2 separate regions of the Homo sapiens genome follow, and region 2 is linked to region 1. A link is an interaction called in ENCODE POLR2A ChIA-PET data of the cell type or tissue named here. Cell type or tissue: MCF 10A. All regions are shown on one strand. Links, peaks and the distances in the headings refer to the core of each region. The heading gives the core; the rest is flanking DNA. Region 1 holds the start of ANXA4 (annexin A4). Region 2 holds the start of SMANTIS (SMARCA4 interacting SWI/SNF chromatin remodeling complex scaffold lncRNA).

Evidence for each region. ChIA-PET counts read pairs that join two places held together with the same protein. Peaks named below come from ENCODE experiments on the same cell type or tissue, not always from the same donor. Only the 100,000 strongest peaks of a DNase experiment are listed, where the experiment ranks them.
Region 2: POLR2A ChIA-PET joins it to region 1 with 22 read pairs; 21 of 35 experiments call an interaction of 5 or more read pairs at or near these places.

What each region holds. Positions count from the first base shown.
Region 1 is chr2:69,736,520-69,747,143 of GRCh38, reverse strand. ANXA4 (annexin A4) reads right to left here and starts at 5,010. Exons shown (of 13, transcript NM_001153.5): 1 at 4,969-5,010. RefSeq lists silencers at 4,742-4,981, 5,192-5,371. In MCF 10A, for the core only: no CTCF peak of the experiment used is centred there; DNase peaks (open chromatin) are centred at 5,093, 5,403 and 5,773.
Region 2 is chr2:69,792,899-69,803,522 of GRCh38, reverse strand. All of the region lies in intron 3 of ANXA4 (annexin A4), which reads right to left. SMANTIS (SMARCA4 interacting SWI/SNF chromatin remodeling complex scaffold lncRNA) reads left to right here and starts at 4,525. Exons shown (of 3, transcript NR_164155.1): 1 at 4,525-4,735. In MCF 10A, for the core only: no CTCF peak of the experiment used is centred there; no DNase peak of the experiment used is centred there.

The DNA of each region.
Region 1 (10,624 bases), core at 1,517-9,516:
ACAAAATGAGGTAGAGGTGGACATGGGGGGGCTTCCTGCTCTGTTACATGTCAGGCTGCTTGTTCTGTGTGTTTCTTCTAGGCCTCAAGGGTTAGTTATTTCGTGGGGAGGAGGAGGAAAATGGAAGGATTTTTCGTTTTTGTTTTTTGAGACAGAGTCTTGCTGTCACTCAGGCTGGAGTGTAGTAGTGCAATTTTGGCTCACTGCAACCTTTGCCTCCTGGGCTCCAGTGATCCTCCCACTTCAGCCTCCCATATAGCTTGGACTACAGGAGTGCACCACCACACCTGGCTAATTTTTATAGTTTTTTTTTTTTCATTTGTTTGTTTGTTTTTGGTAGAGACAGAATTCTCCATGTTGACCAGGCTGTAGAAGGTCTTTTCCGTAGTAATTTACAGTCTGACACTTAGCTGCAATATAATATTCACTCTGTTTTTTCACGTCAAGCAGTGTGGACCAAGAAGCATTATGGCAATTTACTGACATCAAACAACTTGAATCTTTAAAAAGAATTCTTCAAAGGTGGTGGTTCAGGTTCCCATAGCAAAAGCTCTCAGTCCAGTTCAAACAAAACCAAACACTAATAAATTACTCCCGATAAAACCAACAACAAGCCTTAGATAGAAATCCTAAATTCCTCAGGGAATTAATGTAGTAATCTATTCAGTTTCAATTAAGTTAAACAACAAACAAACAAAAAAACCTTTAGTTGGAGCTCTACATTGTTCTAGAGGTGTTAGCACTATAAGACTATGTGGTGAGTTTGCAGGGGAAAAAAAACCTGTTAATCAAATCACAAGGGAGATGTGATTGGTATAATAAAGAACTATCCTTGGCCGGGCGCAGTGGCTCACATCTGTAATCCCAGCACTTTGGGAGGCCGAGGCGGGTGGATCATGAGGTCAGGGGTTTGAGACCACCCTGGCAAACATGGTGAAACCCCGTCTCCACTAAAAATACAAAAATTAGCCTGGCATGGTGGCGTGTGCCTGTAATCCCAGCTACTTGGGAGGCTGAGGCAGGAGAATCACTTGAACCTGGGAGGCAGAGGTTGCAGTGAGCCAAGATCGCACGACTGCACTCCAGCCTGGGTGACAGAGCAAGATTCTGCCTCGAAAACAAACAAACAAATAAACAAACAAAAGAACTATCCTTGAGAAGGAAGGTTTTAGCATTTACCACATTACCTAGAGTTTATACATAATGACCAAAACCTAAGTTTCCTTGGGAAGGTGATATGTTTTTATTAATGCTTTATTCAATTTATGAAGTATGCACATATTCATATAAGTGTTTCTAAAGCATAGTTTCTCAGCCGGGCGTGGTGGCTCACACCTGTAATCCCAGAACTTTGGGAGGCTGATGCAAGCGGATCATCTGAGGTCAGGAGTTCGAGACCAGCCTGGCCAATATGGTGAAACCCCACCTCTACTAAAAATACAAAAATTAGCTGGGTGTGGTAGCATGCACCTGTAGACCCAGCTACTCAGGAGGCTGAGGCAGGAGAATCGCTTGAACCTGGGAGGCAAAGGTTGCAGTGAGCTGAGATGGCACCATTGCACTCCAGCCTGAGTGACAGAGAAAGACTCTGTCTCAAAAAATAAAAAAATAAAAAAAATAAAGCATAGTTTCTCAAAGTGAGGCCTGAATCACAATCATCCAAGGAGCTGCTTAAATAAGCAGAATCTGCATATTGTACAAGCTTCCTGGGTGATTCTGATGCACCCTGAAGTTTGGGAACTATAGATTTAGAAGTTAACTGAGCTTAATCTGCTAACCCTTCCCAGCTCCATCAGAAAAGGGCTGTGAACCTCTGCCTAAACTTGTAGTGACAGAGCTCTCGCCAACATCAAGGCCACCCAGCCTATGGGTTTTAAAAACTACTTCCTCAAATTCAACCAGAGCCCACCACCCAGCTCTGCCAAACACCTCAAAGAGCGAGTTTATTCCCTTATCCACATGTCAAACCCCTCTGGCATTTAGGGCTGCTGGCTAGCATGCACCCCTCACACTCACTGCAAACTTATTTTTTTTTCTTTTTATTTAGAGACAGGATCTCACTCTGTCACCTAGGCTGGAGTGCAGTGGCACAATCATAGCTCACTGCAGTCTCAAACTCCTGGGCTCAAGGGATCCTCCTGCCTCAGGCTCCCAAGTAGCTGGGACAACAGCAGTGTGCTCCCTTTCCAGTTGAAACAGTTCTTGTTCATTCAACCCCATTTCATATCAGCTTGACAAGAAGAAAATAAGAAAAAGGAAAACACTTGTTCAAGATTTAGTTAACAATCTACGAAGCCACAAATCCAAATTACTATGAACCAAGCACTGATGGAGTTATGGTAGGGCAGAGAGGATAAGAGAACAGGCTTTTGTATCCTGGCAGCTGGATTTAAGCTTTCGTTCACAAATGGTCTGAACTTGACCAAGGATTATGATATGGAACCTTGGGATCCTCAGCTGTAAACCAACGTTAATAACCCCATTGCAGGTTGAAGTGAAGATTAGATAAGACAGCCTAGGATGAGTGTTACTCAAAGTTGCTCCAGGGAGGACACTGCAGTGTCTATCAAACTGCCTCCATAAGTAGCCCTAATTGCAGTGAAAACAAACCCTCAAGGGCTAGGTTTGGACCAAATTGCAGCTCAAATCCCAAGCAAAATGTTTTTGAGGTTTCTTGTTTTAGATTTAAAAGGTATACAATTTTTGGATTCTACTTCAAAATATATCTGTGATTGTTTTAGTATAAAAAGTGTTTTTTAATTTCAAATATTTGTGTAAAAATGACACTCAAAGAAAATCTCCTCCTCTTGTTTTTGTTTGTTTGTTTGTTTGTTTTTCAGACAGGGCCTCACTCTATTACCCAGGCTGCAGTGCAATGGTGTGATCATAACTCACTGCAGCCTTGAACTCCTGGGCTTAAGTGAAACTCCCTCCCAGCCTCCCAAGTAGCTGGGACTACAGGTGGGTGTCACCATGCCCAAGTAATTTTTAAAATTTTTGTAGAGACGGGGTCTTGCTATGTTGCCCAGGCTTCCCCACCCCTTGTTTATTCTGGAACTTCAGGTACTCCCTGGCACACTGCCCACAATCCCCAGTGCCTGCCACTCATCTTTATCTCCCTTGGAGAAAAGCAGGCTTAGTCTAAAAGCAGATAATAAATGAGCTCAGGAAAACAAATGAGTGGCTGGACATAAACAAAGAAACATGCCACTGGACATGAGCCTGGGGATGACCAGGAGGCTCACCCTTTAAACACCAAGGCCTGGAGTGGTACATGGCTTGACTGTGCGGGTTACTCTCTAAATTGCTTGCAGAGAAACATTATCCCTAACCAAATGCAAGAACATCTAGGAGGGAAATTCACAGAAGCCCTTGATCCAGTAGTTGTGTGTCTGTGCCTGTCTATGTGTGGGTGGGGGCAGGGGTGTACTTGTGTCTCTATCTTCAATCAACAGAAATCTGACATGAGCTGAATGAGGATGGCCTTGGCCTGATAGGGCTCTGGAGAGTCAGCAGCTCTTGGGTCATGGGGTTATCCGTTTTCTTATCCCTGTCCACTTCCTCTCCTACTTGCTCTTCCACCTGTGTCTGAGAATTCCCTGGCAACTAAAAACCTAGGGTTTGGCCGCTGGGCACGGTGGCTCATGCCTGTAATCCCAGCACTTTGGGAGGCTAAGGCAGGTGGATCACCTGAGGTCAGGAGTTCAAGACCAGCCTGACCAACATGTTAAAACCCCATCTCTACTAAAAATACAAAAATTAGCCAGGCGTGTTGGCACACGCCTGTAGTCCCAGCTACTCGGGAGGCTGAGGCAGGAGAATCTCTTGAACCCAGAAGGCGGAGGTTGCAGTGAGCAGAGATCATATCACTGCGCTCCAGCCTGGGCAACAGAGCAAGACTCCATCTCAAAAAAAAAAATCTAGGGTTTGGTTATCAATAGAGTTACCAGTTACCTCCTGAATAGCTGAGACTATAGGCACGTGGTGGCATGCACCTGTAGTCTCAGCTACTCAGGAGGTTGAGGTGGGTGAAACACCTGAGCCTGGGAGGCAGAGTGAACTGTATCCAGCCACTGCACTCCAGCCTGGGCTACAGGAGTGAGACCTCGTCTCAAAACAAAACAAAACAAAAAATTAAAGGGCAAACAGTAGGGAGTGGAAGGGGGTGGTGGGGTGTCATGGACTGGTGGGCAGGAGAATGGATAACTTGGAGAGGGACACCTTATCTATCCTTCCCACTGTCAGCAGGAGAGAGCAGATGCCCAGTTCCATGTAAAGCACGAGTTATGCAGGACCCACTCTGCTCTGTCAGCTCAGAAGACTTGCATTGCCCCGGGGGTCACTTCTGCCGGTAAATGGTTGAGAAGCCTTCCTCCTTGGCACCAAAGTCTCCAGCTGGTCAAAGTCATGACAAAATGCTGAGACTGCGCCACCAGCCAACTCAAGTCATGGACCCTATAATAATCAGACTCCGATGTGCCGGGCACTGTGCCGAGGGCATTAGACACACGAGAAGGTAAGAAAGTGGTAAGGATCTAGGAGAAAGGAGTAAGTTTCTTAAATGGAGTAAAGAATTAAAAAGTAAACTGTAAGAGGTGTTAGGAGGAGTTAGCTACAGGCAAGATTATCTCGGTCCTTTCTTTTTGATGCAAAGCCTAGCACATGGACTGAATAAATAACTGCCGTGGTCTCTGACCCGCGTCCTGAGCCGTGTAAGCGGCCCTGGATGTCCTGGATGGTGCCAGCGGTTAAGCACCGCGCTCGCCTCCCTCTCGCCCACCCGGAGCGAGTCCAGGGCCCGCTGGCCCCCTCCACCCTGTGGCCGCCCGGGCTTGCCCGCAAGCCGGCGGCGAGCACCCACTCTGGGGTGCAGCGCGGAGCCGGGCATCCCCGCGAGACGCTCCCGGGCCACGCTCCCCGTTCCCTGAGCCCAGGACCCCCGGCCCGGAGCCCCTTTACCCCTCGTACCGAGGCCGGGCTGCGCTCCTCCTCTGCGGCTGCGGAGGTCACACCCTACTCAGGGCCAGACAGCGGGTCTTATCCGGGACGGATCCGCCCCACTGTGGGGTGGAGACTGAGCCCAAGTTCCTGGTTGTTCCTCTGCCCACGAGACCGGAAAATCCCTCTCTAGGGGAAGCGCACCTGGGGCCCCGGGCCGGGACGGCCGCGCCAGGAGCTCTCGGAGAGGCAGGCCTCGACCCCCGGCGGGTCCGCCCTCCACACGTGCCTGCTCCCCAGGCCCGCCCGGTCCCCCGGCCTCGCCCCCTGCCCGGATTGGACAGTGTCCCCAGTATCGCCAGCCCCGCTCCTGGCCGCGCAGGGTGGGAGCAGTTGGATTCTTGGGGTCCCGTTTCCCGGGCGCTCCACACCCTCGGAGGGCCGAGCCCGGGCCACCTCGCCAGTTCCTCCCTGCGCCTGCCGCGCCCAGCTCCGCGCCAAGCCGGAGTCCCGCGGCAAATCCGCGCTTCCCCCCACCTCGGGAAACCGTTCGTCTCCCAACGGCAGGTCGTGCCGAGCCCGTGGCCGGAAAAGTAGAAAGTGAAATCTGAAGGATACATTTCATTCCCCTCTTTCACATGAAAACACACATTCCCAAAAGTTTCCAGCACTTCCCTCTTCCCTGTGCGCCCAGCAGGCCAGGAAAGCTTTGGAGTAGGAGTTAGGAGCAGCCCCGGATCTTTGTACTCCTGTGAGTGACTAAAGTTTAGACACTGTCCGTAGCTCCCAGGTTCGGCTTGGCGCGGCGCTCATCCCTTGTAATAGTTCTGTGTTTTCATATCTGCTTCCCCTGCTGGACGCAGCCTCTTGAAGACACCAACTAGGGCTAGGTCGTCTTTGCACCCATGCCCAGCACCGATTTCGCCACGTAGTGAATGCTTGCAGAATGAATCCGTTGAGTCTATAGGCAAATTCAGTTTTTTTAAAAAACAGAGAATAGCCCGTTTGGGGAGTGTTTTCCATCCGACACATCAAAATCTAAGTGGTTAATGGCACCCTTAAAGCTGGAGAGGTAACATTAAATTATTTCATTAAGATGTAATTTTAAAAGGTGGTTTAATATGGTTTAGAGCACGGGTTTTAGGATCAGACTGATTTGGATACTAAAACTGGTTCTGCCTCTTTTATCTGCATATGATAACTTAAAAAATTAAGGCTGGGCACAGTGGCTCATGCCTGTAATCCCAGCACTTTGGGAGGCCAGGGCAAGTGGATCACTTTAGCCCAGGAGTTCGAGATAAGCCTGGCCAATGTGGTGAAATCCCATCTCAAAAAAAAAAAAAAAAAAAACATATATATAGCCGGGTGTGGTGGCATGCGCCTGTAGTCCCAGCTATTCAGTCGGATGAGGTGGGATAAACACCCAAGCCCGGGAGGCAGAGGCTCAGTAAGCTGAGATTGCGCCACTGCACGCCAGCCTGGGCGACAGAGTGAGACATTGTCTAAAAAAAAAAAAAAAAAAAAAGAGGAAGAAAGAAAAGAAAAAGAAAGAAAAAAAGAAAAGAAAACAAAAAATAAATAAATAATTAGCCGGGTGCATAGCCACGCCTGTAGTCCCAGCTACTAGCCAGGCTGAAGCAGGAGGATCACTCTAAACCCAGGAGTTCAATGTTGCTGTGAGCTATGACTGCACCACTGCACTCCAGCCTGGGCGACAGGGTGAGACCTTGTCTCAAAACAAAAACAAAAACAAAAACAAAACAAAACAAAAAATTAAAGGTCAAACAGTAGGAAAAAAAATGAAATACAGATAATTCATTTCTTAAGCAAGATTAGAGAGACACTGCATCCCTTACAAGCAACAATTAGGCCAGGTGAGGTGGCTCAGACTGTAATCCCAACACTTTGGGAGGCCCAGGTGGTTGCTTGAGGCTAGGAGTTTGGGAGATTATCCTGGGCTACATGGCGAAAACCTGTCCCTAAAAAAGAAAAAGAAAAAGAAAGAAAAAATTAAGCTACATGAAAAAAATAAAGTTTAGGAATGAAGTAGATGCGTTGGCACCCCGCGTAAATAACCTTTACTAGGTGGGTGCATCCAGCCCCAGGTCACTGCCCCTTCATTGCCCCCATCTGCTGACATCTGCGCTCAGACCAGACTGAGGAAGCCATGGCCAGAGGCTAACTTTTTTAGCTTATAAAAGGCCAGGAATAAATCTGTGGTACCCTTCATATGCCAGAGTTCCCATGGGATCAGACTGAGGATAAACTTCATCAGAAACCATATCTTTGCTCAGTTTCTCCCTCTGGCCTATCCTATTTCCCTCACTTACTCGGAGGCTTCCCTCGAGAATACCCTCACTACAGCACTTGCACAAGAATCCTAGGGTCAGGCTCTGTTTCCAGGAAACCTGATCTAAGAGTATTTAAAAAATTAATATAATTGTTGAAATTCCACTCCAAGGAGCCTTTAAATTAAAGATAGGGCTGGGTGCTGTGGCTCACGCCTGTAACACCAGCACGTTGGAAGGCCGCGGTGGGAGGATGGCTTGAGGTCAGGAGTTCGAGATCAGCCTGGGCAACATAATGAGACTCTCTCTCCCACCCACCGTGTCTCTTTAAAAAAAAAAAAAAAATTAGCCAAGCCTAGTGACGCACGCCTCTAGTCCCAGCTACTGGGGAGGCTGAGGCAGGAAAATCACTTGAGCCCAGGGGTTTGAAGCTGCAGTGAGCTATGCCTCTGCACTCCAGCCTGGGTGACAGAGTGAGACTCTGTCCCCACCCCACCCCCCTAAAAAAACCACTTTTTTAAATAAAAAAAAATTAAAAATCTCACAAGGACAAGGGAACAAGAGAGGAAAAATAATAAGAGTTTGGAACCTGGAAAGCACGTGGACAGGTGATAACTGACTTAACAGACCTCAGAAAGCCGACTTCCAAACCAGGAGTAGGGAAAACCGAGAAGCAACATGACAGTAGGATTTCTCGGGATAGGAGAGTTTGCTGCACTGGATGTGTCTGAAAGTGGGTGTGTAGGTGAGACTAAACCCAGGACGATTTCTTGTAAGTCTGTACAAGAAGCAGTCAGCATTCCCAACACTGCACAGTGGCCACGGTCCCTCTTCCACGAGGGTGGATGATTGGAAGGATGTTCTCTGAAGAATCATGCAGTGGCTCTCTGGAATGGGGACATCAGATGTAGTTGAGGTGTTCTGGTTATCTAAGGCTGCCTAAAAAACCATCCCAACACTTGAAGGTTACATAAAACAGTGACCATTATATCTCATGATTTTGTGGGTCTGAATTTGAACTGAGCAATTCTTCTATTCCACCTGGCATCAAGAAAGGTCACTTGGTGTTATCCAGCTGGCAGATGGGCCAGTCTGGAGAACTCACATATTGGGTACCATGATAAGAAGAGCTGGAAGGTTGGTCTCAACTGGCACTGTCAACTAGAGCATCTACACATGCCCCTTCACATGGCAGGCTCAGGGTCAGATTTCCTTCATGGAGGCTCAGGGTTTCCAGAAAGTTTACTCCAAGACATCCAGGCAGAAGTTACAAGCCTTCTTATGCACGCTTGGAAGCTGTTGAACATTATTTCTGTTGCATTCTATAAATCATGCCAGTCACTAGGGCCAGTCTAGATTTAAGGGAAGGGGATTAGGCTCCATCCCTGAGTGGGGAGGGGTGGGAGGGTGCAAAGAATTTGCAGCCATCTTTCATCAAGGCCATGAGATTAACACAAGACTAGGGCTACTGTACTGAAATTGAAGAGCCATATGAAACTTAAGATGATGCCTACTGAGCTGCTTGGTATTCTTCCCGCTTGGCTCCTAGAACTCTGGCAGCCAAGTTCAAACTCACCAGGCTGGAGAGTTTGGAATACTTTTCTTTGGGGAATCTAAGAGGAAAGACCTGAAGAGATGTAATCATTTATGCAATGAAACTGGAGCAACCTGTTGGTAAACTCACCCTTGTCAAGCCCCACCCACTTACACACGCACTCAGGGCTTCCAGGCAGCTTTGTAGACCTCACTCTTAGGGTTGCGAGATAAAATACAGGACACTTAGTTAGATTTGATTTTCAGTTAAACACCAATTAATGTTTTACTAAAATATAAAATACTTATGTACTATAAGTATGTCCAAATATTGCATGAGACATACTTATACTAAAAATTATTCATTGTTTATCTAAAATTCAAATTTAACCAGATGTCCTGTCTTTTTTTTCTTTCTTTTTGTTGCTAAATCTGGCACACTTAAGTAAGAGCAGGCAGCTGAAGGTCATCACAATGTAGGGGAAGGATCTGACATTAAAAACAGAACCCAAAACATGCTAACAGGAAAAAAGAGAAAAGGAAGAAAAAGAGTATAGGGGGAGAAGAAAACTGAGAAATCTATTATTGATCTTCTCTGAGAAAGATCAAATAAAACAGAAAAGCTGGGTGCGATGACATGAGCCTGTAGTCCCTGCTGCTTGGTAGGCTGAGGCAGGAGGACAACTTGAGCCCAGGAGTTTGAGGCTATGACCACACCTGTGAACAGCCACTGCACTCTAGCCTGGGTGACATAGCGAGACACTATCTCAATAAGTAAATAAATAAATACCCTAAAAAAGGAACACTCATAGAACCAAACACAGCTCTTTTAAATTAAAAATCTGATAGCAAAAATAAAAAACTGAGTAGAATGTTAAGAAGATAAAGTTAGAAAATATCCTAGAATGCATAGACAGAAGGCAAAGAGAAGGGAAAGAAATAAGAAAGGATAAGAAGATTAGAAAGCCAGCCTTGGACATCTGGGAAACAGGGGAAGAAATGAATTAAATAATTCAATTATATATTTTGAGAACTAAAGAGCATGAATTTCCACATTGAAAGTGCTCACTGAGCATAGTGCAATGGACAAAACCAGAACCACACCAAGGCAACATTGTGATAAAACTTTAGAAGACTGAGGACATAGGGAAGATCTTACAAGTACCCAGGAGGAAATAAGGTTTCACATAAAGGATCCAGAATCGGAATGGCATCTGATTTCTCAGTAGCAACACATGAAACTGAAAGACAATGGAATAATGTCTTTAAAATGCTGAGAGTAGGCTGGGTGCAGTGGCTCACACCTGTAATCCCAGCACTCTGAGAGGCCAAGGTGAGTGGATCACTTGAGGACAGGAGTTCAAGACCAGCCTGGCCAACTTGTTGAAATCCCATCTCTACTAAAAAATACAAAAATTAGCCAAGCGTGGTGGTGGTCACCTGTAATCCCAGATACTCAGGAGGCTGAAGCATGAGAATCACTTGAACCTGGGAACTGGAGGTTTCAGTGAGCCAAGATGGCACCACTGCACTCCAACCTGAGTGATAGAGCGAGACTCTGTATCTAAATAAATTAAATAAATAAGTAAATAAAATGCTGAGAGAAAATTATTTCTAACATAGATTCTCATACACATACAAATTAGCAGTCAAATGTGGGGGTAAATATATTCCAGACACGTACAATTTCAAAATGTTTATCTCCCATGTACCTTTTCTTAAGAAGTTTTCAGATGGTGAAAGCTTTTCCACCTAAACAAGGACATAAACCAAGAAACTTTTTTCTAAAAAAAGGGAATAGCAGAATGAACAACTGAGAATTGAATGATGGGGAAGGGTAATTAGTTAATACTATAGTTACAGAC
Region 2 (10,624 bases), core at 900-8,899, 57 kb before region 1:
TGCTTGCCTGTTTCTTGCAGCAGCTTTAACAAGGAGACTTTATTCTGATTTTTCAGATTGGTCCCTTGTCTTTATAACAGCTGGCTGTTCATAAATGTTTGGTGAATCTTCTGTTTCCTCGTTGTTTGTGCTGTATGGGGGGTTGGAATGGGTTTCAGAAATGATTCTATTGAAAATATTTCAGGGAGAAATGAAAAAATACAGCCAAACTTTAGTTATCCTTGGCAAGGTTAGAGATGCAAAAAGATGTGAGGTGTGGAGAGGAAGCTATAGAACTTTAAGTTTACATACCTTGGGGACCTACTTTCTGTTCCTTTTTTTTTTTTCTTTTTTTGAGATGGAGTTTCGCTCTGTCACCCGGGCTGGAGTGCAGTCCAGCTCACTCCCTCTCCCTCCCAGGTTCAAGCAATTCTCCTGCCTCAGCCTCCCTAGTAGCTGGGATTACAGGTGCCTGCCACCATGCCTGGCTAATTTTTTTTTGTATTTTTTACTAGAGATGGGTTTCACCATGTTGACCAGGCTGGTCTTGAACTCCTGACCTCAGGCGATCCACCTGCCTCAGCCTCCCAAAGTGCTGAGATTACAGGCATGAGCCATCATGCCCAGCCGTGTTCCTATTTTTAAAAAGGAGAGGACAATCCATATAACAATCAATTTCTCCCTTGGCACTCTCAGCTAGGAGGGGGTGTGGAAGGGGCAGAGAGGGTTCATTACCTTTTGTTCATTCCCTGTTTCTGTGAAAGGGATCACTCTTCCCCCCAGTCAAGCCAAGCTGAAATCCTCAAAATAGATTCAATTTTTTTTTTTTTTTTTGAGACAGAGTCTTGCTCTGTGGCCAGTCTGTAGTGCAGTGGTGCCATCTCGGCTCACTGCAACCTCTGCCTCCCGGGTTCAAGCGATTCTCCTGCCTCAGCCTCCCCAGTAGCTGGGACTACAGGTGCACGCCACCACGCCCAGCTAATTTTTGTGTTTTTAGTAGAGACGGGGTTTCACCTTGTTGGCCAGAATGGTCTCGATCTTTTGACCTTGTGCTCTGCCCACCTAGGCCTCCCAAAGTGCTGGGATTACAGGCGTGAGCCACTGCACCCAGCCCAATAGCTTTGATTTTTTTACCCTCTCCTTTCCTCTTCATTCAAGTCCACGGTCATGCAAAATGTTGCTTTACAGCCTCTTTTGCATTCTTTCACTCTTTTTATTTCCTATCACAACCATTCCAATTCAAGATTTCAGGGTTTCTTCTTAGACAAGTGCAGATGTCTGCTAACTAGTATTCTTAACTCCTGGTTGGTCTTCCCAGAGTCTTGCCAGATTCATTTTTGTAAAAAGAAAAACTCTCACAATGTCTCTCCCCTGCTCAGAAATACACAATGGCTCCCCATCATCTGCTGGATTTACTTTAGGCACTGCAGCCTGACATTTGAGACTCTCTACAGTATCCCATTCACTATTGTAAATAGCCACATAAAAGGACACTAGGCAGCCAAATTCATGGACTCAGCTCTTGAAATATTGTGCTTTACCCAACTGTGCTGCACTCCAGGCTCCTGACCCCCTTCATTACCAGTCTATTGGTTTATATGTCCTCTTAACCCCCTCCATTTAGCATCATGATTCTGTCATATGTTGTTTCCCAGCCAGTGCCTGTGGGTCATTCCCGCATGTCTGTGATTCTTATGGGTGCTTTCTCAGTAGCACCCCTAAAACCTCCTTCTGGTACCTGCTTTCTCAGAAAGCTCCCAACCAGCCTACTTCTGCTTTGCAAGTACCTCCTGCTGATACAGGAGATAGAAAGAAATTGTTTAAGCAGATAGTGAGGGCAGGTCGGGTGTGGTAGCTCATGCCTGTAATCCTAGCACTTTGGGAGGCTGGGGTGGGTGGATCACTTGAGGTCAGGAGTTCAAGACCAGCCTGGCCAACATGGTAAAACCTTGTCTCTATTAAAATATAAAAGTTAGCCAGGTATGGTGGTGGGGGCCTGTAATTCCAGCTACTCAGGAGGCTGAGGCATGAGAATCACTTGAACCCGGGAGGTGGAGGTTGCAGTGAGCCAAGATCATGCCAGTGCATGCCACAGCCTGAGTGACAGAGCGAGGCCCCATCTCAAAAAAGAAAAAAAAAACAAAAAACAGATAGTGAGGGCAAAAGAGTCCTTGGCAGAACTTCCCTTGTAACAAAAAGCAGCCCCCAAAATCATTTTTTTTTCTAACAAAGAGCAGCCTGAAAAATCAAGCTACAAACGTAGATAAGGAAACTGAAAGCTTGCACAAGGGAATGCTGGCCGCTGTACCAACAGAAAAGGGCTACCTGGGGGCCAGGCATGTCCACCATGGAAACTCCACCTTCCCTTTTTTGTTAGCATGTGTACAGTAAGAAAGAAATGACCAATACAGTACAGCTCAGGCTGAAAACCCACCTGCATAATAAAAGACTGGGGTAGGGACTGTCAGAGATTCATGCCCTATGCAGATAGCACACCTGTTTCTAACTGGTTTTTGGTGCCCTATGTAGATCAGACATCAGCCCCCCAACCCCCAGTGCCTGCCACAGCTCATCTATAAACCCCTCTGCATTTCACCGTGAATTGGTAACCCATTTTTCTGGAATCCCTCTCTGTAGCAGAGAGCTAGTCTCTTTCTTTTCCCTATTAAACTTCCACTCTTAACCTCACTCTTTGTGTGTCTACGTCCTTGATATCTGTGGCCGTGAGACAACAAACCATGGGTGTCACCCCAGACGAGGCCACTTCACTGCTGCAAGACACTTTTCTGTGGATTTACCATGACTCCCCTAGACCTCCGCACATGCCATTCCATTCACCTGAAACACCTTGTCCCTTAATTCTGTTTACAGAAACTCAATCATCTCCCAAGGTCCATTTTAACATCTACATCCTCCAAGAAGCTTTGCCCGATGCCCCCAAGTGAAATGTGATCTCTTCTCTTTGAACCCCAGTGGGATCTTATTTGTGCCCCTCCTGTCACTGTTATATTATGAATTAATCATAGTTATTTTTGTGCATGCCTTAGCTGTGCTAGTATTCATAGACTATTTGAACACAAGAACTAGGGATTATAATCCTTGTCTTCTCCAACAGTCTGCCTTGCATTGGCCCACACATAACAGGCACTGAAAAGGGGTTGGTTGTGCCAAATGTCTCCTCACCCTTTATGCTGATAATTCTGAATGTAACATGGGCTACATTTTGAATTATGGTGTCCTTGTAACCAAAGAATTAGGATAAACTGAAAAAAAAGGTGGGTCCTATGCCTTTCTCTTTTTATGAAAAAGGGAAAAGAAGAAGATACATAGATTCAGGACAATGTTCTCTTCAGAGATGGGCAGCAGCATAGAACAGTGGCTTGAACTCCAGCTCTGGAATCAGACTTGAGGCAGCTGATCATGCAAAGATGAAAGGAAAGTGTTCTAGGAATTATCTAGAATCCTGAATATACCACTTAATAGTTCTGAGACCGTGGGCAAGTCAGCCAGCCTCACTCACTATACTTTACCTTCTCAACAGTAAGACAAGCTTCTGTCAGGATTAAAACAGATAACCCATGGAAAGCATCTATCTCTATGTCTGACACATAGTAGAGCTTAATAAACATTTTCTATTATTGCTACGGTTGTTGTTACTGTTAGCAACATTGAGGCTGAGTAAAATGAATTCTTTTTGGATAGAAAGATGGTCTCATGGTCAAGTGTTTTTACCCAAATCTCAAGGAGATTCTAAATAGCAGCTAAGAACCAGGGGATACTTCTCTGGCCAAAAGTCTACTGAGACAAGGTCTTGGGGGCAGAGGCTAGGCCAGGTAGTTTGTGGTGCACATAGAATCACTGTACCTACCCAGCATGAAGGTGTTGGCCCCCAAGGAGCTAACTGGAGGGTAGCATGCTGGAAGACACTACCAGTGTTATAGGAGGCAAAAAGAAATTATTTAGGTAGACATTTAGGGTAAAGTGAGTCCCCAGCAGAAAACTTTCCTTTTAACAAAAAGCAGCTCAAAAATAGCTCCCTTTCTAACCACACACAGTTAAAAAAAATCACTTCTCTTCTAACAACAAGTAACCTGAAAGTTCAGGCTGTAAAATACAGATAAGACAGCTCAAGCACAGAAGAAGGGGTGGAAGTCTCCTGGGTAATTGCCAAACTTCACACTTATACAATGGGCCCCAGTAAAACAGTGGGTCTTAATAAGCACATTCCTTTCCCTTTAGGTGCACTAAGATAGAGAAACTAAAAGCAGACTCATGGGGCGGATGCCTGCAGCTGCAAGAAGATGTATGGGAACAGACACAGAAACTCTCCCTCCCAGATAAGCAAGACAAAGAAACACAGACTAAGAGTCAGCCTATGTGGTCAGGGAATGGGATAAAAGCTGATAAAAAAAATTCTGCTCTATATAGATAGCACACTTGGTCGCAGCTAAACCATCAGGCCCTAAGAGGATAAGACATCCCCTCCTCATGAGGCCCCTCCTCCCTAGACCATTTATAAAAACCCTGACATTTTTACTACTGCTTAGCAACCTGCTCGGGACCCCTCTCTGTGACTGTGAGCTGTTCTGTTCTTTTGCCTATTAAACTCCTGCTCCAAACTCACTCGATGTGTGTGTGCATGTCCTTGACCTCAATATCTGGTCGTGTGACCAAGAACCTCAGTATTCACCCCAGACAACAAGGCTGCTTCATTTTGAGGGCTCGTCTGGGATTTGAAGGTGACTTCATCAGAATGGTGAGTAAAGGAGCGGACTCTACTTTCACTTCCGAGGCTTCTTGTCCTCCGTTTTTATTCTCTCAAATAACTATCAAAAACACCGGGCATCTGACAGCTGATTAAGGAGCCACAAGGGCTGGCCACCAGTCTTGAAGACTCAGATGTGAGGCTTGCTGGGGAGGACCTGCCCTCAGGGTGCCGGGAATGTTGGCTGTGTCCAAACTAGTTTCTTTTCACAGAAAGCCTGGTTGTTGTATGGGGCTGGAATAGGTCCTGGAGCAACTGAGAATTTCTGGCCAGGGCCACACCCTGGTGTTATTCAAAAGGCTCCTGGACTGACCCCAGCCTCTGATTGCCTGACTGGGTGTCAGCCATAGGATCTCCAAGTTTTCCTATTGCAAATCTTATTTTCCTCCTTTCCTTTCTGCAGTCACCATGTCTCCCATCTCCTCTCTGTATGCAATGCTGCAGGAATTTTTATAGCCCAGGAAATAATTCAATTAGGCAGGTTTAGCAACCACCGTAGTAACCAGGAATGCAGGTTAAGGGATTGCTGTTTTTCTGACTTTTTACAGACAGGGGAATTCCATGATCCAGATCTCAAAGACTATTTAACTCCTAATGATAATACTTCCTGGGGTTGGGTGGGAGGTTATTTTCCCCCCAGTAAATGCCCCTCTGTCCACTTAGGCTGTTTCTTTTCCCATGTGAGGAACCAGCACTGTCCAGTCGGACCGGATAGCCCCTCTATGAGGCAAACTAACTTTCTCCTGTTAGGAGGTATGCTGTGGGGACAGCATGCCACAGGTCAGACTTCTCTCTCCATCCTTTGTTTAAAGAGCATATGGAGGCAAAGTTACTGCCTGGTATTCCACTAGCACCACCTAGTAAAATGGGAATCCTCTCCATGAGGAATCTTGTCTGCCCTTTGCTAAAAGTCTCTGGCTTTTCAGTTCTCCTCCCTTTTACATCCCTCTAATAGAGACCAAACCTTATGCCCCCTCTGCAAGTGGGAGAACTCTGCTTTCAGCAGCAAGGAGGAACATGTCCTCCAAAACCAAATTTTAGTCTCAGTACTCTCTCTGTTAGCAGGAAGGCCACCATTTGACCCTTACGTTCTCTGAAGACACCCATTCTGCCTACAACTAGAATGGCATCTAAATAGAAAGGGGATTTTATGTCTGGAAGTTAACCGGAACCACCACCTAAGAATAAATCCTCTAGTCCAGTCCATAATAGCAGAGTATAAAGCTCATTCCAGTACACTCCCTCTATTAAGGGGCCTTGCTTAAATGCAAGTGTTACATTATCTCTCCGGAGATCCATTTATCAAGAAGCCACACAGGTCACACAGGTCTAGGAGGTCAGAGAGTAATTACCCAATTATTAGGCAGAGGACTGAGGTCATATGGGTAAACATGACTAGCCCATTGATTAGGTCCTCTGGTATTACGCTTGGGGGTCACACCTGCAACCATGGGGCTGCAACTATGGTGCTGGGACCCGGGGACCAAGGAGGGAGAACAGCCAGGAGGACTCTCCTACTGTGTCCCCTCCTCCCTGAGTCACATTGAAAAGAACCAGGAGACCGAGGAAACCTCTATTCTTGTCTCTTTTGCAGATGGGTAACAAGCCATCTTCAGCCGGCACTCCTCTGGAGTGCATTCTGAAGCACTGGGAGTCCTTTGACCCTAAAACTTTGAAGAAAAAGCAGCTCATTTTCTTTTGCAGAAGGGCATGGCCTTCTTACTGTCTCAGGGATGAACAGACATGGCCAGCTGAAGGGAACCTTGATTTTAATCTTATCCATCAATTAGATCTTTTCTGTAGACAGGAGAGCAAATGGTCCAAGGTCCCCTATGCACAGGCTTTCTTTGCCCCGCGAGACAACCCAGACGTTAGCAAGCACTGCACAATTGACTCAGCTCTCTTAGCAATCATATCAGGCGGGTCTGTGGAGAGTAATTCCCCTAAGTTAGAAGAGCAAGTTTTGCAGGAGCCATTGGGGGCAGCTTCTAAGTGCCCCAGTCCTTCTAGTTTTCCTAATCTGGGGCCCCCTCCAACTGCACCATCAGCTTCTCCAGCTTCACCATCTCCAAAGCTCCCCACTGCCCCAGCTTCACTTCTACCCCTACAAGAAATGCCAGATGGAAGGGGCACCCCTAGGGTACATGTTCCCTTCTCATTACAGGACTGTAGAAAAATAAAGGGAGACTTGCGCCGATTTTCTGATGTCCCTAATAGGTAGACAGAGACCTTCCAAAATCTAACTCAAGTGTTTGACTTCACATGGAGAGCTGTTATGTTGCTTCTAAGTCAAACCCTCACTGCAGCCAAAAAGCAGGCAGCTCCTGATATTAGAAGGAAACCACAAAAACAGGCTATAGGACCAGATAGTACCTTGGAAGATCTCCTGAAGGTGGCCACCTTGGTCTTTTACCATAGGGACTGGGAGGAGCCCCAGGAGAAAAAGAGAAAGTGACTAAGGCTCAAGGAGATGCTTTGCAGGCTTGCAGAGTCCAGGATCCTCAGGAAGCATCCACTAATTGCTACTGGTGTGGCAAGCCAGGGCACTTTAAGAAGAATTGCCCAGGCAACAAGAAAAAGCCACCTTGACCCTGTCCAGCGTGTGGTGAAGACCACTGGATATTAAACTGCCCCTGGATATGGAGGTCACTAGGTCCAGAACTAGTCTCACAGATGGTCCGGCAGGACTGACAGGTCCTAGGGCTCAGACCCCTGGCTCCAGTGGCTCAGACTGCCATCACTGTTCAGGAGCCCCGGGTGATTCTGGAAATTGAAGGAAGGAGGGTGGGCTTCCTCCTGGATACTGGAGCCAGTCTCTCTGTTCTCCTGTCCAATCAAGGCCTCCCCTCTTCCCATAGCACAACCATGGTGGGTGTCTCAGGAAAGACTCTAACCCAATATTTCTCTCACTGTAGTTGGGGGGAACTTATTATTTACACATGCCTTCTTAAATATGCCTGAAAGTCCCCCCACTCCTTTACTAGGTAGAGATATTTTAGCCCACATGGGGGCCAGCATCCTCATGGCCCCAGGACAAACTCTTTGTCTTCCCTTAGTGAAAGCCAACATTAATCCAGAAGTGTGGACAACTCAAGGAAGAATAGGTCAAGCTAAAACTGCTAGGCCAGTTCAGATCCGCCTTAAAAATCCCACTTCTTTTCCTAACCAGAGACAATATCCTCTAAAGCCAGAGGCCAGGAAAGGGCTAGAAGCTATTATTAATAACCTAAAAATGCAGGGCCTCCTCAGACCCTGTAACAGTCCTTGCAACACCCCGATACTAGGAGCATAAAAACCCAATGGGGAATGGAGACTAGTTCAGGACATCTGCCTCATTAATGGGCCATAGTCCCAATTCATCCGTTTGAGTCCTTGCTGACTCAAATACCTGAAGGAACTAAATGGTTTATAGTCCTAGATTTAAAGGATGCCTTTTTCTGCATACCGTTACATCCTGACTCTCAATACCTGTTTGCCTGTAAGGATCCCTCCGGCCAGACCACACAGTTAACATGGATGGTGCTGCCTCAGGGATTTCAAAACAGCCCTCACTCATTTGGACAAGCACTGTCAAAGGACCCCTCTAAGTTTTCCCGTCCTCAGGTCAGGGTCTTGCAGTATGTAGATAACACTTTCCTCTATGCCCCAATCAAGGAAGGCTCAGGAAGATGCTAAGACTCTCCTTAATTTCTTAGCTGAAAGGGAGTATAGAGTCTCAAAATCCAAAGCTCAGCTCTGTCAGACTTCAGTAAAGTACCTAGTTCTGGTCTTATCAGAAGGGACCAGAGCACCAGGTGAGGAAAGGATTAGGCCCATTTCCTTTGATAGTTAGGGAAATTCTTGGGCATTACTGGATTTTGTAAACTGTGAGTACCTGGGCACAGGGAAATGGCTCACCCTTTATACCACCTCATAAAAGAAACTCAAACAGTTAAAACTCACCCCTCTCTCTTTTGGGAACCTAAGGCTCAAAAAGCCTTTAACCAGCTAAACCAAGCCTTCCTGGCTAACACGGTGAAACCCCGTCTCTACTAAAAATGCAAAAAAAATTAGCTGGGCATGGTGGCAGGCACCTGTAGTCCCAGCTACTCGGGAGGCTGAGGCAAGAGAATGGCGTGAACTCGGAAGGCAGAGCTTGCAGTGAGCTGAGATCATGCCACTGCACTCCAGCCTGGGCGACAGAGTGAGACTCCGTCTCAAAAATAACATAACATAACATAACATAACATAACATAACATAACATAACATAACATAATATAACATAACATAATATAACATAACATACCAGCCCTCAGTCTTTCCATGGGGAAAGCATTCAGTCTCTATGTAACAAAAAGGAAGGAAATGGCCCTGGAAGTTTTAACTAAGGCTTGAGGTCCAGCTCAACAGCCAGTGAGTTACTTAAGCAAGGAACTTAAAACTTGGTGGCCAAAGGATGGTCAGCCTGCCTCCAAGCAGTTACAGTGGAGGCTTTGCTGGTGTCAGAGGCCACTGGGTTAACCATGGGAAATAACTGTTTAACCCCACACAATGTAACAGGACTGTTGTCCTCTAAGGAAAGTCTCTGGCTGACAAACAATTGCCTCCTCAAATACCAAGCTTTGCTGCTAAAGGGATCTGCAGTCCAGCTGAAAACCTGCCCTTGCCTGAGCCCAGCCACTTTCTCCCAGAGAAAACTGGAGAACCTAAACATGATTGTGAACAGGTAAGTGGAGCAAACTGGGTAAAAGAAATAATAAGAATTACTGTTTGCATTCTTTGTAAAGTTTTAATTAATGAAAAAGGATTTTCTTAAAGAGCATTCAGCTTAATTAAAAGTGGATATCCAATCAATGGGTATATTTAAAAGGCCTTTATGTTTTTCTCTTCATAAATCTTCTTAAATAAATCTTCATAAATCTGGAAACTTTTTTTTCTCAGTTGACTGAATTGCTTTTTTTTTTTACTGTGTCTTGCCACTCTTGGTGCACCTAGAATGGCTTCCGGTGGCCTGGGACTCCTTGGGGAAACAGAAAATGCACCACAAATCCCATTTTAGGAAAAATCTGTTTTCCTCGGAGCCCCTGGAATTAAAGGTGAATAAATACCTCTCAAAATCGTCTTTGTCTTCTGGCTATGCTTGCTTATTAGGCCCTGGAAGCTGTATTCCTAGCTCTGTTCTGAAAGAACCTCACTCAGAGGCCAATAATCCAATTGGGACATTGGCAAATGCAAAATCTTATAACTGCTGGATCTTCTTCTGTTTGTGTGGTTATATATGTGTTACTTGTGTAATGCCTATTAAAAAAAGGAGCTCTAATTAATTGGCCTAAGAAAAATAAGCGCTTAAATCAAACATTTTTAAGGGAAAAGTAAAAGCTGTGGTACCTTTCAGTTCATGTGACTTTAATCTTTAAAAATAAAAAGAGTCTTAGGAATTATTGGTAAAATACAAATGTCTTCAAGGTATAAAAATGTGGTCTAAATTATGCAGGTCAAATACTAGTTTGCTAAATGTTTTAAGGTTGTAAACTGCTTTTTTTTTTTTGAGATGGAGTCTTGCTCTGTCGCCAGACTGGAGTGCAGTAGTGCGATCTTGGCCCACTGCAACCTCTGACTCCCTGGTTCAAGTGATTCTCCTGTCTCAGCCTCCTGAGTAGCTGGGATTACAGGCACGCGCCACCACATCCATCTAATTTTTGCATTTTTAGTAGAGACGGGGTTTCACCATGTTGGCCAGGATGGTCTCGATCTCCTGACCTCGTGATCCGCCCGCCTTGGCCTCCCAAAGTGCTGGGATTACAGGCAGGAGCCATTGCGACTGGCCATAAAACTACTTCTTTATTTAGCCTTTAAAAACTATCAACGTGCCTGCTTCACAATTGGTAGCACCTGGGAAC